Linked DNA regions of Homo sapiens: region 1 is linked to region 2. The links are chromatin loops, found by intact Hi-C in ENCODE. Cell type or tissue: tibial artery. All regions are shown on one strand. Each heading gives the region's core, and the rest is flanking DNA. Links, peaks and the distances in the headings are about the cores only.

Region 1 (2,915 bases), core at 100-2,599, 160 kb after region 2:
ATCCCAAATGGCATATAATACTAAATTTGATGATCCACAGAAGAAAAAAACTTACTCATTCTCCAAAGTTTCAAAATGGCCATCAAGCTTGGTGGTCAAAACTAACAACTCAATTTCAAAAATAGAAGCCCCCAATTTTTCTCCAGACAACTCTGTTATCAGCAGATCTGCCTGCCCCTCTTACTAACCCTTTCAGTTCTACTGGGCAATTTTAATATTATAGGTGAAAATGCACATCACACAAAGAAGAAGACTGGAGAACAATGTTGGTAATTTCATAGTTATTTTAATAACCAGGTTTACATTAACAGTCACGTGATGAACTTTTTTCTTTAATGTCAGCTAAACTCAAAACACAGTTTTGTTCACGGTTCAAACCAAACAGCTCTTCACGTTCCAGAGCTGCCTCACAGCTAGCACAGATCACAGGAGATTACTGTCTGTCCATACCCACCAGACACAGAACTGAACACCCACACACCAGTTTTCAAAGAGGGAACTTACAATGAATGCTGGCTGCCCAGGGCAGCCCATGAGTGTATCTGGGACTCAAGCTGGAGTTTTCCAGGGGAGAAAGCCTGGGAAGCTTGTGGCAAGGAAGTTGGGAATTGCCCACCCTACTGGAAAGGGCTTCTCAGGGATGAGTGAAAATCCAGGCTCAGGTGTCAGCCCTTTGTGGAAACATGACACTCTCAGTATAGACAGTCGTGAAGAACAAGGCTGAGGGATTTTGAAGTAAACCCATTTTCAGGATGACTACAATCCTTCCACTTCTAGAAAACTTAGAAGTACAAGAAATAGCTCTACTACGGGTAACTGATTTAACAATTTCCCAAACACCCTTTCCACTACCCAAGCCCGTGGCCCTCAGAGAGAACCGGGATGGATTGCCATCTGGGTTCAGAGGCAATATGAGGAGGTTGGGGGGATGGCAGGGGCATCCTCAGGGTTGGGGGGCAGGCCAAGGGATGAGATGGCAAAGGACAGCTTTGGAATCAGATAGACGATCCAGCGTGCCTTCCTACACTTGCATGAGGTGCCAGTGAATTCGAAGAGGGCCGGGACTCACCATTGTTTTCTTTTCCTAAACCTTTTGTATAGGCCTGTTTGATGTGTCTTATGAAACGAAACAAATCTGAATATAAATTTTAAAATAGTGGGAGTTATTCTCGCAATTCCCAGGGATTTCTATGCTTGGAGAGTTAGTAATGGTAAGTGAAGAAAGAGAGGCTTCCTGAGCTCATGTTGTTCCTCCCAAGGGCATTTGGGGGTTGTTCCCAGAGCAAGGAAATCTTGTGCAGAATCAAAGGTTCTGGTGGAATGGTTCACTTCGGAAGTCCCAAGGGCAGTGCGGATGACCGATTTGGCCATGGAAGACTTATCTTCATGGCACAGAGAGGTTGTGCAGAGATGAGTCAGACTCAGGGGCTGAGTAACAGCAGAGCAGAGAGTGCAGAAGTGGACGCTCAGAAGCGAGTTTATGTGTGTCTTTTCCTCTATCTGCTGGCTGTGGCTGGTACTGCAACCTATCCCAAAGTAACAGCCTAGTCAATGAGGTATATGCTTCAGATCTGGCAAACTCTCTCTGCACATAAAACTGTTATTCTTAGTTCTCTGAAAGACCCCCACATCTTTGAAGTGTAAACTAAGAGCTACATTTTCCCTTTTACTACATCTCCCTTAAAAGAAAAGCACTACAAGAGCTTTAAAATAGCAAGCTTCCCTATTCTAAGGGGAAATAGTCTTTTTTCATGATTTGAACAGAAGGTAGCTTGCTAGGGGAAATCCTGTTCCTTGGCTATCTCCAAATTCCTTTGTAGCCCAGTGTGTACTTTTCTCTGGTCTTCAACTTATTCAAACCTGCAGTCAGAGACAATGGTTTCTCCTAAGCAATTAAAAGGTGTCTGAGGCCTGCTCTTCTCTTCAAAGCACTTAGTACACAGGGTTACAGGTGCTACCACTTGGATTCCCCAGAGCATGGAAGTCTGATCCCAGGTTGAACATATTTCTTCTGAAAATGAGCATCTTGGTTCTATAGATTCTTATCTTGCTCACAGGACTTGCTCCAAAACTGAATTTTCAGAAGCAGCATGATAGGGAAAGAGATATTCAACTCTGACAGACAAGGTAGATCGAAGCACCCACACTAATTTCTTTCAGGTGCCCCATGAGGAAGACTGCATCATGTCACTTCCACTCACTTGGGGAGATTCTAGGACTGAGACACAAAGTTCCCCCAGAGTTTCTGCTAATGGAAGGGGAAACAGGTGGTTTGGAATGGAAAGGTGGAACCAGGTCCACAAAATGTGCTCCCTCTGCTCAAGACTGACTTTGGCTTTCCCAGTTCCCCACTTGACTTTCATATAAGCTGAGATGACCTATTACGGTAAAAATTAGGGAACACCTAATAAAACCAACTTTCAAAAACTCCTATTTATCATGGATGTGCCAGGATCGAGAGAATCAAACACAAACTGCCTGTAAGAGAGGCCCTTCATTCTGCCTCATCTGAGCTAAAATCCTGACTTGGGATGCCAGAAGCATGCCACTCTTCTCGGTTTGCAAAGACAGAAGAGTGAGAGGTGACCTCGCCGTGTTTAGAAGGAAGCGTCTTTAAGCTGTGGGTGCCCTCACCACGTGGGCCTGTGCTATGTTCTCAGCTGCTGGCTTTTAAGAGCACCAAAGAGGCAGGGAGGGCAAGAGGAAGAGAAGTGTCATTTGCTCTGTCCCTGCCTGGCCTTCCCAACCCAGGAAAGAGAAGGATTTGAAAGCAACACTAAGAAAGAGGCCTGAGCAAACACTGGCACAATCAAGCAGGTGGAAGAAATGGTTGGGTCTTGGCATTTTAATAAACGTTCAAAGAAACAAAATTTACTTGTAGGGGACGTGACAAAGAACAGAACCCAAAGACTGCC
Region 2 (2,915 bases), core at 128-2,627:
ATTACTCCCAATATTGCAAGGGGTGGACACCCCACAAGTCATATTGTTTCTTAAATCCAGGAAGGGAAAAGATGGTATTACTACCAATATTCAAAGGATGTACAGAACGCATTTCTTATTGTTCTTAATATCCAGGTCGAAAGGAGATAACATTACTTTTAATATAATAAGGGTGGTACACCCTGCCTGTGATATGATTCCTAAAATCTAGAAGAAGAGAGAATGATATTACTTCCAATAATACACTGGGTGTGCAACCCCCTTTGATATTGTTCCTAATATCTAAAGAAAGAGATGATGATATTACTCCCAATACTGTAGAAGGTATACACCGTCCTGTGATATTGTTCCTAATAACTAGTGGGTGAGGGCATGATATTATTTCAAATATCGCAGTGGCTTTACACCCCTTCCGTGATATTTCTCCTAATTTCCAGGGGGTGGAGTACGAAGTTACTCCCAATATAGTAGTGGGTGTACACCCACGCTGTCACATTTCTACGAATATTCAGGGAAACACAGCACGATAGAACTCCAAGTCTCGCAAAGAGTGTACACCATTTTGTGATATTGTTCCTAATAACCGGAGGTGGATAGGATGCTGTTAGTTTCAATATCGCAGGCTGTGTACACACACACTGTGAAATTGTTTCTAATGTCCAAGAGGGGAGAGAATGCTATTAATTCCCATATAGCAAGAGGGTGAGGCACACCCCGCCATATGGGGAGTAATAGGACCCCCCCTCCCTCCCTGGCTACTACGAGCCACATCGCTGGGGTGTGAGGCACCCTCCTGCCATATGGGGATTAATAGCGTCCCCCTTTCCCCCCCGACTATTACGATCCACATCGCAGGGGAGTGAGGCTTCCCCCGCGATATGAGGAGTAATAGCACCGCCCTCTCCCCCTCAACCCCCCGGCTTTTAGGATCCACATCGCAGGGGGGTGAGGCACCCCCGGCGATATGGAGAGTAATAGCACCCCCCTTCTCCCCCCCCCCCCCCCCCGGCTATTACGATCCACATCGCAGGGGGGGTGAGGCAGTTCCCGTGATATGGGGCGTAATAGTACCCGCTGTGCGTCCTGGTGGCTCCGGACCCGGCCCAAGCGCGGCGGGACCTCCATCCGTAGCCCTCTCCCCCAACGTCGCCCTCCCGGGGTCCTTGTCTAGTCTCAGCAGGCGGCAAACGGACCCCAGGCGTCTGGCGCTCACCCAGGAGACTGCCCAGCGGTTTCTGGAGAGAGCGCTAAGCGGAGACGCCCGCTGGCAAGCAGATCCCGCCTCCTTCCCTGGCCAAGGAGCCGCCCCTCCGGGGTAGCTGTGCGCTGGGCGGCGCTCGGACCCCTTGGCAGCCGCAGGTGCCTCCCCAGCCCAGCCCAGCTCAGTCCAGCGCAGCCCAGCCCAGCCCAGCCCGGCGCTCGCAGCCTCCGCCGCTTCCGGGCAGATAGGTGCCTTTTCTTGCTCCTTGCTCTTGGAGTTCTTCTCTTAGTCCCTGTTCCCTGGATGAAAGCATCGCTCCGAGCCTCATGGGAGGAATGAAGGAAGAATCGAGACTAGGTGAGTGGTGGTCTAGATTTAACGAATAATAACAATAAACCTGCATACTAAGGGTACTGTTGGGAAGCTAGGAAGTGCAAGGAGAAGAGAAGACAAAGGCTGCTGATCAAGATAACTCACAAAACTAAATGCAGGCTAGGGCCAATTCCAGCTATTTTGCACTCCATCCAGGTTCCCCTGCCTGGCACTGACTCATGTGCAGACCCAGACAGACTTCAATAAATATTTGCTGGGTTGAGACAAGTGAGTGGAGGTGTTTCTGCTTGTTCTCCAGCATCTAAACAAGCAAAACCTAGCTGCCTTTGATGATTGCTTCATCTCCACAAGGACTTTTTCCCCCAGGACTTAAAAAATAAAATGTGGTGTATTCACACAACGGACTGCTATGCAGCACTTAAAAAGCTAAAATCAGAGCTGTAGGGATCAGCATGCCTGTACCTAGATTTCAGAAGTATGATGGCAGATAGACACAGCAAGATGCAAAATATATCCACTCTCTCATGCCATTTAGGTGACTTATTTTAAGACACTTGTCATGTTTGTAAAATCATAGAAGGGGGACTGTAAAATGTTTATCACATCCGTGATTGTGGCTGTCTTTGGAAAGTGTGAAAGGGAAATCAATTGGACTTTAGGATTAAGGTGGAAATAATATTTCCCTAAAATGCTTTAAAAATAAAAATGATGATATAAAGATGACCAAATATAAACAATTGTTAACTGAGAGTGTTATTAACTTGGGCATTTTTCATGTTTTTGCCCCCTATTTTTAAAATATTTCTTAAACTAAGAAGTTCTGTTTTTCAAATGCAAACAAAATAAGTTGTGTCTATGCACATTCTGTGACAATGAAACCTAAAATGTTTAATCAAAAGTTGCAACTTTCTTGCATCACCTCCTATGTTTTCCAATCCTAGAAGACCACACCTCTTTATCTAGGGAGGCTTGGTGGTTAGAGAAGCTTACCTGTTGACAACCCCCAAATTACAGGCCAAAGATGAAAGGTTGGTATTAGGGAACTATTTCCCAGTTAATAATCTGATAATCGGCCAGGTCAGGGTAGACTCTGAAAACTCCCTGTGTCCCTGCAAGACAAATTTCTCCTCCTTTTACATTTCATATGCTTTGGATTTTCATTTTCATGGATGGTAGCTGTCCTCTTCACATCTCAAAATGATGCTTAGGTAACACTGCAGACCTAGTGCCTGGAGATCAGGAAGGGCTGGGGGGTTGGTAAAAGAGAGTCCTACAGCTCTACTGGGCTCTTCAGCAGAATGGAAAGGACATGTCTCCATTTTCCTGCGAGAGAAAGGTAGATTTCTTTCTGAATATGAAAAAAAAAATCTAATTTGGTTAT

The links. A loop is a pair of places that touch in the nucleus more often than their neighbours do. Peaks named below come from ENCODE experiments on the same cell type or tissue, not always from the same donor. Only the 100,000 strongest peaks of a DNase experiment are listed, where the experiment ranks them.
Region 1: it touches region 2 in a loop (4-fold over the local background); 15 of 110 quality-filtered maps call a loop at or near these places.

Annotation. Positions count from the first base shown.
Region 1 is chr5:147,390,542-147,393,456 of GRCh38, forward strand. It overlaps DPYSL3 (dihydropyrimidinase like 3), which reads right to left. Exons shown (of 14, transcript NM_001197294.2): 14 at 267-2,915. It also overlaps a transcript of STK32A not described here. Among named protein-coding and RNA genes, the nearest start is that of DPYSL3, 120 kb to the right of the region's middle. In tibial artery, for the core only: a CTCF peak has its summit at 1,514; DNase peaks (open chromatin) are centred at 940 and 1,380; H3K27ac peaks cover 1,040 bases.
Region 2 is chr5:147,233,642-147,236,556 of GRCh38, forward strand. STK32A (serine/threonine kinase 32A) reads left to right here and starts at 1,385. Exons shown (of 13, transcript NM_001112724.2): 1 at 1,385-1,558. It overlaps STK32A-AS1 (STK32A antisense RNA 1), which reads right to left and starts at 1,218. Exons shown (of 4, transcript NR_147190.1): 1 at 1,072-1,218. In tibial artery, for the core only: no CTCF peak of the experiment used is centred there; DNase peaks (open chromatin) are centred at 704 and 1,140; H3K4me3 peaks cover 1,828 bases; H3K27ac peaks cover 1,910 bases.